Regions from separate parts of the Homo sapiens genome. Here region 1 is linked to region 2. Evidence: chromatin contacts called from ENCODE Hi-C or POLR2A ChIA-PET data. All regions are on one chromosome and are shown on one strand. The core of a region is the stretch at or near the end of the contact, and the rest is flanking DNA. Distances in the headings are between cores, read along the strand shown. Region 1 holds the start of TMEM45A (transmembrane protein 45A). Region 2 holds the start of TBC1D23 (TBC1 domain family member 23).

Region 1 (5,450 bases), core at 2,947-5,446, 230 kb after region 2:
GGGCCATCCTTTGATGTTGCCAACAGTCTTCTTGGTAAGGTTAAGGGAATGGTTATCAAATTGTGGTAAGAACTATCGGATGGGGTGGCAGAACCACAGTCAGTAAAATTTAAGGTGCTTGCAACAGTTTGGGAGAGCGTCATTAAGGCATTTTCTCTGGGGAGGAAGGCTCTAAGGCAGTTCTGAAAGACAAAGTATCACTAATGTCCCTCTTTCCTCTGTATATCACAGGGTCTAATGTGTATCTTCCTCATGTGCCAGGCTTGTTGCTTTCCTTTCACCCCAGTCGTCCCCTATTCACACCAAGCCCTTTTGTCCAGAGGGCCAGGTGCAGGAAGGATAGTACATTTTGATAAGTTTATAGAGATCCCTTATGTCCACTCCTTGGGCCCACACAGGATACTATAGGAGGACTCGGTGAGCAGTGTACTCAACTCAACTCTTAAGTGTTCATTACCTTTATGATCTAGGACAAGGTCTGTCCAACAAGAGATTGCAGGTGGCTGAACCAGAATTAAGTTTGAATCCCCTAGCCTTTTGTCCAGCCTAACTCTGAAGGTCACACCAACCCAGCTGGCCTAGTGTTACCATTAAGAGAAAGAATGAAACATCATGCCCAAGAATGGTCAGGTCAGGATCCCAAATTTTCCTAACTCTCTGCTTCTTTCATCTGGAACATGACCCAGGAAGCAGCTGAGCAAGATGATCCCTTTCTGGAGAGAGTTACATCCAGTGACCAAACTAAATTGTGGTGGTCAGGAGGAGGTGAGGGAGATAGAGTCAGAAGTATTTTTTTAAACTTTTTCTTTCGAGCTAATTGTAGATGCACATGCAAGTTGTAAGAAATAATACAGAGAAAGCCTGTGTACTCATCACCCAGTTTCCCCCAATGGTAACATTCTGCAGAATTACATTATCTCAATATCTCAACAATATCCCATGGATACAGTCAAGCTATTAATAAAAATTTCCATCACCACAAAGATCCCTCATGTTGTTCTTTCATAGCCAAGCCTACTTGCCTCCTACTCCACCATCTCCTTAATACCTGGCAACCACTTATCTGCTCTTTATTTGTATAATTTTGTAACTTGAAGGATGTTGCACAAATAGAATTACAAAGTATGTATGGAAAGCATCCAGTCTTTCACATTCAGTATAAGGTCAGCTGTAGGTACTTTGGTAGGTGTTCTTTATCAAGTGTGGAAATTCCCTTCTATTCTTCTTTTTCTGAGCGTTTTTATGGTGCTGAATTTTGTCAAGTGCTTGTTCTACATTGATTGATATATTCATGCGATTTTTCTTTTCTTTAGCTTGTTCATATCAGGAATTGCATTGATCGACATTTGTTTTTTTTTTTTTTTTTGAGACAGAGTTTCACTCTGTTGCCCCATCTAGAGTGCAGTGGCAACTGCAGTCTCAACCCCCCAGGCTCAGGTGATCCTCCCACCTCAGTCCCACCTGTACCTGAGACTACAGGTGTGTGACACCATGCTGGGCTAATTTTCATATTTTGTGTAGAGATGGGGTTGTGTCCTGTTGCCCAGGCTGGTCTCAAACTTCTGGGCTCAAAGGATTCGCTGGACTTGGTCTCCCAAAGTGCTGGGATTACAGGCATGAGGCACCACGCCTGGGTTGATTGACTTTAGAATTTTGATTTTGCATCCCTGAAAAAAACTCCACTATGTTGTGGTGTATAATTATTTTTATATATTGCTGAATTCTGTTTGGTAATACGTTGTTAAAGATTTCTGCATCTTCACCTTGTTACAGCCTGGAAAAGGCGGGAGTCTAGGATTTCTACTCAGCCTCTGTTCATGTAGGAGTGAGTGGGGCCAGGGTTTTTCCTGTGGTGTTTGGCTGAAGTAGAGCCATTACTGCCTAAAAGTTTTTCTGTCTTTCTAGGCTTCCCATTTCCTGGTCCTTGACTAGAGAGAGCAGGGTTCGTTGAGACTTTTTTGTCTGTGCCTGTTGTCATTTTTGGGTTGCTGGCTTCTTCAGCTCCAAGTTTGGGGCAAAGAAACAACAGAAAGCAAGCCCAGGGAACTCAGCATCATGTCATTCCTTGGGTTCTGAGATTTCTAGCTCATCTGTCTTCTTCTCTCAACCTCTTGGAGTTTCCAATGTTGGAAAATATATGAAGTCCAGGATTTTTTGTTGTGCTTAGCAGGAGAAATGGAATACTGATGTCCACTCCATCTTCCTGAGAGCAGAAGGATTCTTTTTTTTTTTTTTTTTTTTTTTTTTTAGTGATTTTTGGTCAATATCAGATGCCTGTTGATGGTAATGAGTGTGGAGGGTTAATCAATACCTTGACTATCAGCCCACTGTTGAGCGGCTTCTGTGATAAAAAGTGCAGCATTGTGAGATTACAAATGATTCAGAAAGCTGAACACATGACACATTACTTTCAAGGGCTACATTCAAATGTTGCTCCTTTGTGGGTTTCCTTGACTGCCAGAAGGATTGGAGTGTTGTGGTTGCACTCATGTAGTGCCACTTTACTTGCTGAGCAGGCTCCTGCATTTGTGGGGGTCTTACAGAGTTATGATAACATTGCAGTCAGGTCCATTGAAATTGAGGTGTCTGACTATCCAATTGTGGCAGACAGACTTGTAGGTGGCCCCTGTGATCTCTATTCTCTGGCTTTTCAGAACCGTGGATGGCCATTGGGAGCCTAAGAGCAGTCTTTCGGAGCTAAGGGCAGCCTCTAGCTCACATCTAGAAAGAAACTGGGGAGTCAGTCCTAGAGCTGCAAAGAAATGAATTCTGTCAATGACCTGAGAAAGCTTGGAAATGATTCTTCTCCAGTAGAGCCTGCAGATGACAATGCAGCCCGGCTGACACCTTGATTGCACCCTTGTGAGAGCATAAGCAGAGGATCTAGTTTGGCCATGCCTGGACTTCCAACCTTCAGAAACTGTGCAGTGATATACATGTGTTGTACAAAGCACTAAGTTTGTGGGAATCTGTTGCGCAGCAATAGATGACAAATACACCAACAAACAAGACATTATCATTGTAGTGAAAGCTTTGGACACTCATAATAAATTCTGACCCCTGCAGGGATGGCAAATTGCAGATGAGTTTATGTATCTATGATGGAGTGCTGCAAACATATGTTTGGAGACATCTGTGGTAGGCTGGGATAGGTGCTGGGTCTTGGAGATTATTTTAATATCTATTTTATAAGGTAGTTGTAAGAATTAAATGTGATAATGCAGGTAAAAACTGTTTAATGCGGGGTCTGGTGCCTTCCCTGGCGTGCAGCCCAGTGAGTGTGGCTCTTGCCCACTTAATATTTCAATGAGGGAACGGTTCTGTCAATATGCACAAATTATAATGGCAATTGATTTGCAGATCTCTTCTTTCCTCCTCTCCTTCTAACTCACTAATCAAAAAACTGGTTAACCCTCCAACTGCTTTCCCAAGTTCAAAGCAACGTTTGGCGCAGTCCTTTCTCAATTCTCACACAACAAAGCAGTATTTCTCGGTTCCCTACAACGACCATCACTCAATACAAAAAACCAAGCAGGTCTGCCAAACCACTCTCATACCCAGTCCTGGTCATCTCCGCAGGAACAACTTCAATTCTGGTTAATAAGGACTTCAACGAAGGGTTCATTAAGGTTTTCCCTCCACCGAAAGAAAGAATACCGTCCCCAGGGAGCAGGCTCTTGGGCCCTATTATTTGCTCCCTGGAGAAAGTGAAGAGAGAGGAATCCCAAGGCGTGGCCTGAACGCCCTTTGGGGGCGTGGGCAGCCCGGAGCCCCAGCCTCTTCCACTCCAAGCACCAGGCGCGTCTTATTTTCAGCCCCCAAACGGCTACAAATCATCCGCCTTATTTTCAGCCTCCAAACGGCTACAAATCATCCTGTTTAAACAAAGCGGTCTGTCTAAAAGGAGGGGCATAACAGGGCCGGGGCAGGGGCAAGACCTGGGAGTAGGCAACCTCCCTCTCTGCCCCGAGCCGTCCCGGCCGCGCAGCCGCCGAGTGCCACATCAGCGACGGCGCTGCACTTCCACATTCCCTTAGGATGCAGCCAGCGGGCCTGAGAGAGGGGCGGGCCCGAGGCCCTCCGGAGTGGCGGGCCGCCCGGCCAATCGGCAGCAAGTGAAGAGCTGCGGCCACCAATGAGCTGGGGCTTGTGCCAGCCGCGGCCGCCGAGGCCCGTGCCCCGCGGGGGGAACAGATGAAGCACATCTGGACAGCTGTGCGGCCTCCTCGCGGGCCGACGTCAGCCGAGCACGTCCCCCACGTCCTCTCCTTCTCGCCACTTATTATTTATTCGTTTTCCCAAAGAAGCGACTAGGGACCCAAGTTTAAAAATTCCTCCCCCCACCCAATGCGAGACGTGGCCAGATCCCATCCAACACACGGTTTAATTTTCATGGGGCTCTGGGATCAAAAGAACAGAAACAGCAACAACAAAAGCCCAGCCGCTGTCTGATTTTAAGCTGGCAAAGTGGGAAAAATAAAGTGTTGAGTAAACAGACCAAGTTGGGTAAGTTTTGGATACGTGCTGGATATCATATTTCTCTTGCCGTGATCTCTATCCTGTGTCTTTTTACTGTTCTCACCAGCTTTCTCTTCATCAAGGGGAGAAAAGTAACACTTGCTGCGACAAACTGGACCCTTCGCTCCCTTCTCTTCCGTTTCACTAACATTTTAATTTAATTTTTTTGGTTTGCTATTCTTTTTTTTTTTTTTTTTTTTTTGGTGAGCTAGTTTTAAATATCCTGGGAGCAGCAATGTGACTGATATTCTGTTGTAAACCTCTAACTCCAAAATTGAATCTATTGATAAATTTATTTCTCTATTTTCTTTCTGTGAAAATACTGTGGGTATTTGTAAAGCCAAAATCGTTTTTTATCCCCAACTCTGGGACTGTTTTGATGGGAGATTGAGAAAATTATCTGATCTTTTCAGAATTAACACGTTTGCTTCTGTTAATAGGATGTCTAATATAAATTACGTAAAACCTGGGTTATGCAGGTAGTTGCTGGATTTTTCACTTAAATCTGGAGGTAGTTGCAAGCCAAATATATATCTTTTCGGTATTCTCCTATCCATAGTGGGAGACCTGAATTCCTTTATAATTGTTAAAAACAAACAAACATGTGACAGACCACTTGTGTGTTCATAAACTTATAATTGTATATATATACTATATAGTATATATGCACTATATAGTATGGTATATATACTATATACATGCTATGTATACACTATGCTATATGGTGTATATGCTCTATGTATGCTATATAGTATACTCTATATACGCTATATATTTTGTTGTTGTTGTAGTTTGTTTGTTTGTTTTTGAGACAGAGTCTCACTCTTGTCGCCAAGGCTGGAGTGCAATGGCACGATCTCGGCTTACTGGAACCTCTGCCTCCCGGGTTCAAGTGATTCTCCTGACTCAGCCTCCCAAGTAGCTGGGATTAC
Region 2 (5,215 bases), core at 432-2,931:
AGAACTTTCCACTTTATTTTGACAGAATAAAGAACTGTTTAAAAATGTCAAGTGACATATTTTTAATGGGAAAATATTTTACCAGAGACTATAAAGCAGTTGCTGATTTAATTATACTCAAAATGAATCATAATTGAGGACTAGAATCTTCTTAACCAGTGAGCAACTGCTTCTCATGTCAATGACTGAATAGGTTTTAAAACCATTTTCTGAAAAGTTTCTGAAAATCTACTGGCAACAATTGAAGGGACCCAGGGGAGGTCCTGAATATTAGAATGGTAATGTGACCTAGATTCACGTCTTTTATTCTTTTTGATAGAGGGCATCTACAGTCTCATTCTATGTTAAAAGAAATGTTCCCTAACAGAGAACTGAACATTACAGAGATCCGGGCCTTGGAAGTGGGTGCAGTACCATGCAGATCTGTATTATTTCCCTTTAGGGAAGAGAGTGAACATGTTTTTGGTTGTAAATGAGATAGCTGTACTGTTTTGTATCTATTTAAAACAAATAGTTTTTGAAACTATGAAACATTTTAGATACCTAAGTATAGACTCTATAAAGAACACTGGCCACCTATGTGGCCACCTTGGGGCCCTTAATAAATATTTAAAAATTCATGGAAACTCCTCCCTTTCCCTGAATGTAACTGCCATTCCGAGTTTTCTATATATCATTCTCCTGCATTTTAAACTCATATGGATCTATTTTAAATATATTGTCTTTTAAACACCAACTATAAATGATACCATACTTTACCTATCCGTCTGCAATCTGTTTTGCTCATTTAACAGCGTATTTTTCAGATGTATCCATATTGTTACATGCAGTTCTACTTCATCACTGTTGTTTTCAGGGCTTGCAAAAGCGTTTCTTTAGGTCCATCCTCCTGAGCGTGTGCTCACCCCAAGGCCCCGGCGGTGGCCAAGTGTCCGCCCATGCGGTGTAAAGGGGAAGTGGAACGCGTAGAGAAGGATTTTGGCAGCTCTGCTTGCCTGGAATTCCAGTCCTAGAATTCTAAATTCGGACTTGATCTTCCAGACTGTTAGGAAGATATATTTAAGGTAGGAGGCTAGAACGTATCTCCTTTAGTATATAGCTTCATTTACAACTTTTAAATATTCAGTCAAAAAGTATGTGGGCCTTCATTTACACTTTTGACGGGGCCTCACAAATAGGGGTGGTCTGCCCCTTTCCTTACGTCCCACTCTTTCTTCAAATTAAATTGCTACAGCAGGAAATTACTGAACTGTGGCTCTTCTCCTACGTCCGCCTTCCCTATGTCAATTCCCATTTCCCTTGCTTTCTCCAATAGTTAGGACTGTAAATTCTAACTTTGTTAATTTCGACGCCAAGCTGGAATGAAGACGCTAAGTGGACGCTAAAAAGACACGCTGTTTGTCACACAAGGCCTCCAACTGGGACGGCGTCCACCGCGCCCCGCCCCGCCCGCGGCACCGTGGCATCTTGGGACATGTAGTCTTTGGAGGGGCAGCTGCCTCCACCAAGTCTCCTCCCCCAAGACGCTGCCTTTCGGCCTCGGGACGCCGTGACGTTGCGTTCCTCCAGTCCCTTGCCACCTCCCTCTTTCTTCCCCTCTGGGGAAGCTCAGTGCTGGACTTCCGAAGACCTTTTACGACATTGAGTCTCGGAGTTGGTCTCAGCGCCGGATCCACTTTTCGGCAAAGTGACGTGGACGTCAACAGCAATGGCGGAAGGAGAAGATGTGCCGCCGCTGCCAACGTCGAGCGGCGACGGCTGGTGAGTGAAAGCCGGGGCTAATTTCCAATGCCCCTTTATTCTTCCTTCTCACCATCTTGCCGGTCCCCGAGGAGCCGTCTGGCGTCGGCATGGAACGGAGAGGCCGGTCCTAGGCGAAGTCCGGTGCCCTGCCCTACCCCTCTGCCAGCTGGGTGCCCCCTGCCTGCCTGGTTCTGCCCAAGGGACTGGGGCGGGACTCCCAAGGAGAGGGGTGTCATCCAGGTGCTGGGCCTCAGAACGGTCCTCCTGTGTCGTCTGTCAGTCTCCAAAGTGTGCTGGAGTGGGTGGCTTCAGGGCTGGGTTTGGCCGGAGTCCTGGCTGTGGGAGTTGGAGTAGGCTGAAGAAGGAAGTTTGTTGGATGCAGATCTGAGTCACTAAAATACAATGTGAAGAAAAGACGTTTTGAAATGACCACTGCGACCTTCGCCTGAGGGTTCAGAGGTTGACCCGAGGAGAATCCCTCCCACTTAGTTGGTATACTTTTTTTTATTCTGGCTGTTATCTCGTTTTGCATTCCAACAGTTTTCATCGTTCGTCTCCTTCACGCAAGTCATCTTTTCCCCTACTACCACATTTCTCACAGCTCGATTTCTGAGCTTTGGATGCAGTGTGGGACTTTGCTCTTACTGCACCCAAGCTGTTGCATGCTTACCTGATTTATACTCGGGATTGTGGGGGAAGACCGCCAATAATTTTTTGGTAAACTGCTCACCCAGTGTTAATCTTTGGGAAAGGCTTCTACTTTTGAAATAGTTGATCTCACGATACACTGTTAGGTTGTACAACATCATTTTTTAAAAAGGGACCTTTAGAGGCTTGTCTAAATTTTACAGTTGATCTAAGTGTATTGACCACATGTATTAGTTTTGGATTTGCTTGTTCGTTATATTGTATGTGTACAGCTCATGGGCACTTTAAAAATAATACAGGACATTGATAGACATCGACTTTAATCCCAGAGGAAAAAAATGGAAATCGTTGAAAGGGATAGATAATTAGTAATTAAGAAATTCAGCTCTCCATTAGCAGACATCAAACATTACCGTAGCGCTGGGCTCTCCAAGGTGTCAGAGGAAAACTTCATGGTGATCTAGATATAGTTTTTTTTTCTTCAACTTGCTTATGTTGGAGTTGGGAAGGTGTAACAAGGTAAAATTAATCTTATTCTTTGTGAGTGTGATTCAAAGTGTTACGAGAGGTTGGCGGTGGGGGCTGGGGCAGTTGGAGTCACTGGGGGAAAGCTTCATGAAAGCAGCAGTGTTTCAACTAGGCTTTGAAGAATAAGTAGGATTTAAGCCCCAGGGCTGTCTAATAGAAGCCACATATTGTAATTTAAAATTATGTAGTAGCAGCATTTAAAACTGAAAAGAAGGCTGGGCGCGGTGGCTCACGCCTGTAATCCCAGCACTTTGGGAGGCCGAGGCGGGCGGATCACTTGAAGTCAGGAGTTCCAGACCAGCCTGACCAACATGGTGAAACCCCGTCTCTACTAAGAATATAAAAATTAGCCGGGCGTGGTGGCGCGTGCCTGTAATCTCAGCTGCTTGGGAGGCTGAGGCAGGAGAATCGCTTGAACCCGGGAGGCAGAGGTTGCAGTGAGCCGAGATCGAGCCACTACTGTCCAGCCCGGCGGCAGTGTGAGGCTCGGTCTCAAAAAAAAAAAAAAAAAAAAAACACTAAAAAGAAACAGGTGAAATCAGTTTTAATAATCTATTTAACATATTTCAACATGTAATCATTGTTTAAAAAATTAGATAATTGTACATCTTTTTTGTGCCAAGTCTTCAAAATCCAATGTGCATTTTACAGCTACCTTATATTTCAATTTGGTCTAGCCACATTTCAGATATTAAATATCCACACATGGCTTGGAGCTAACATATTAGTGCAGAATCAGATTAAGAGATGGGAAAGGCCTCTGAATGGAGTAACTTTCATGCGCGTCCGTGTGAAGAGACCACCAAACAGACTTTGTGTGAGCAATAAAGCTTTTAATCACCTGGGTGCAGGCGGGCTGAGTCCGAAAAGAGAGTCAGCGAAGGGAGATAAGGGCGGGGCCGTTTTATAGGATTTGGGTAGATAAAGGAAAATTACAGTCGAAGGGGAGTTGTTCTCTGGCGGGCAGAGTGGGTGTCCCAAGGTGCTCAGTGGGGGAGCTTTTTGAGCCAGGATGAGCCAGGAAAAGGACTTTCACAAGGTAATGTCATCAGTTAAGGCAAGGACCGGCCATTTACACTTCTTTTCTGGTAGAATGTCATCAGTTAAGGCGGGGCAGGGCATATTCACTTCTTTTGTGATTCTTCAGTTACTTCAGGCCATCTGGGCGTATACGTGCAAGTCACAGGGGATGCGATGGCTTGGCTTGGGCTCAGAGGCCTGACAGTAACAGCATAAGCAAGGGCATAGACAAGACAACTAATTTGTTTTGAGAGTAAGAATGAGAACTACCTGGTTGGAGAGAAGTTGCAGAAAAATACGTCTTTTTGCTTCTGGTATCCTGCAAGAATGGCAAGAGAAAAAAGAAAAATAGATCTGGAAAAATAGTAAAAAAGTTTTTAACTAATTAAATGCACCTTTTAAGAATCAGTGACAGACATTACAACACTTTTCAGAAAGTGACCTAGCTGGTTATAGCCTGAAGTTTGCTGTTTTGGAACGGTGAATTGTGTCATAAACTGGCGGTAACCAGCTCATAGAGTGCCATGAGGGGAAATGTTTCCACAGTTAAGGTGCCTCTGGGGAGTTCTTAGGTTAGAGGGATTGTGAGAATCTCTGGTTCACATGGGCAGAGGACATGGAGTGAATGTTTACTAGAGACAGCATTTTTTCTCTTGTAGGATTGATGTATCTTTGGTGTGTCTTTGTATTTTTGCTGGTTTCATTTTCATGAATGGAGGAACCCTAACATGGTCGGTGATTTCTGTTTTCCCTCCATCCTCTTCTAATCTTTCTCCTTTTTATCCTGGCACTCTCATCAGCCCCCCAGAAGAGGATTTGAATAGGAAGACTTTGGGATTGGGAGCCAGAGGTTCAGTAAAGGCTCTGTTCTTAGAGTGCTTGGTGAATGGGTTATAGAATGGGGATGCTTTACTCTTGTTTTGTTTTGTTTTGTTGAAGAAACGAGGTCTCGCCATGTTGCCCAGGCTGGCCTCATACTCCTGAGTAGCTGGGGACTACAGGTGTGCCCCATCCATCCGGGTGTTCTACTCTGTCTTTCTCTCCCCTCCCCCTCCCTCCCTCTCTTTCTTTATCTCTCTTTCTTTTTGGAGTAAATGTTTTTATTTTAACTCTGTCAGATGGAATTTTTTCTAAAATGTATCATATATCTTACTGCCTAGCTCAAACTCATCTTAATGACTTGAGTCATTCAGTTTACAAATGTAAGTGTAATTTAAGGATAGAACTAGGTCTCTGTCCTCAGGGAATTTATGTTCTAGATACAGGAGGCATGTTT

Evidence for each region. A loop is a pair of places that touch in the nucleus more often than their neighbours do. ChIA-PET counts read pairs that join two places held with the same protein, here RNA polymerase II (POLR2A). Pooled maps may share reads with other maps.
Region 1: a map of CD4-positive, alpha-beta memory T cell shows a loop between it and region 2 (15-fold over the local background). The contact joins the promoter of TMEM45A here to the promoter of TBC1D23 in region 2. A Hi-C loop is called at or near these places in 2 of 168 maps with a recorded cell type or tissue (CD4-positive, alpha-beta memory T cell and mesothelial cell of epicardium), 2 of 37 single-sample maps with no recorded cell type and 16 of 50 pooled maps. POLR2A ChIA-PET finds 5 or more read pairs at or near these places in 4 of 52 experiments (AG04450, HEK293T and WTC11).

The regions. Positions count from the first base shown.
Region 1 is chr3:100,488,423-100,493,872 of GRCh38, forward strand. It overlaps TMEM45A (transmembrane protein 45A), which reads left to right and starts at 4,197. Exons shown (of 6, transcript NM_018004.3): 1 at 4,197-4,506. RefSeq lists a silencer at 3,915-4,214.
Region 2 is chr3:100,259,311-100,264,525 of GRCh38, forward strand. It overlaps TBC1D23 (TBC1 domain family member 23), which reads left to right and starts at 1,682. Exons shown (of 19, transcript NM_001199198.3): 1 at 1,682-1,761. The coding sequence starts at 1,709. RefSeq lists enhancers at 1,086-1,754, 1,490-1,979, 1,755-2,423, 3,761-4,429.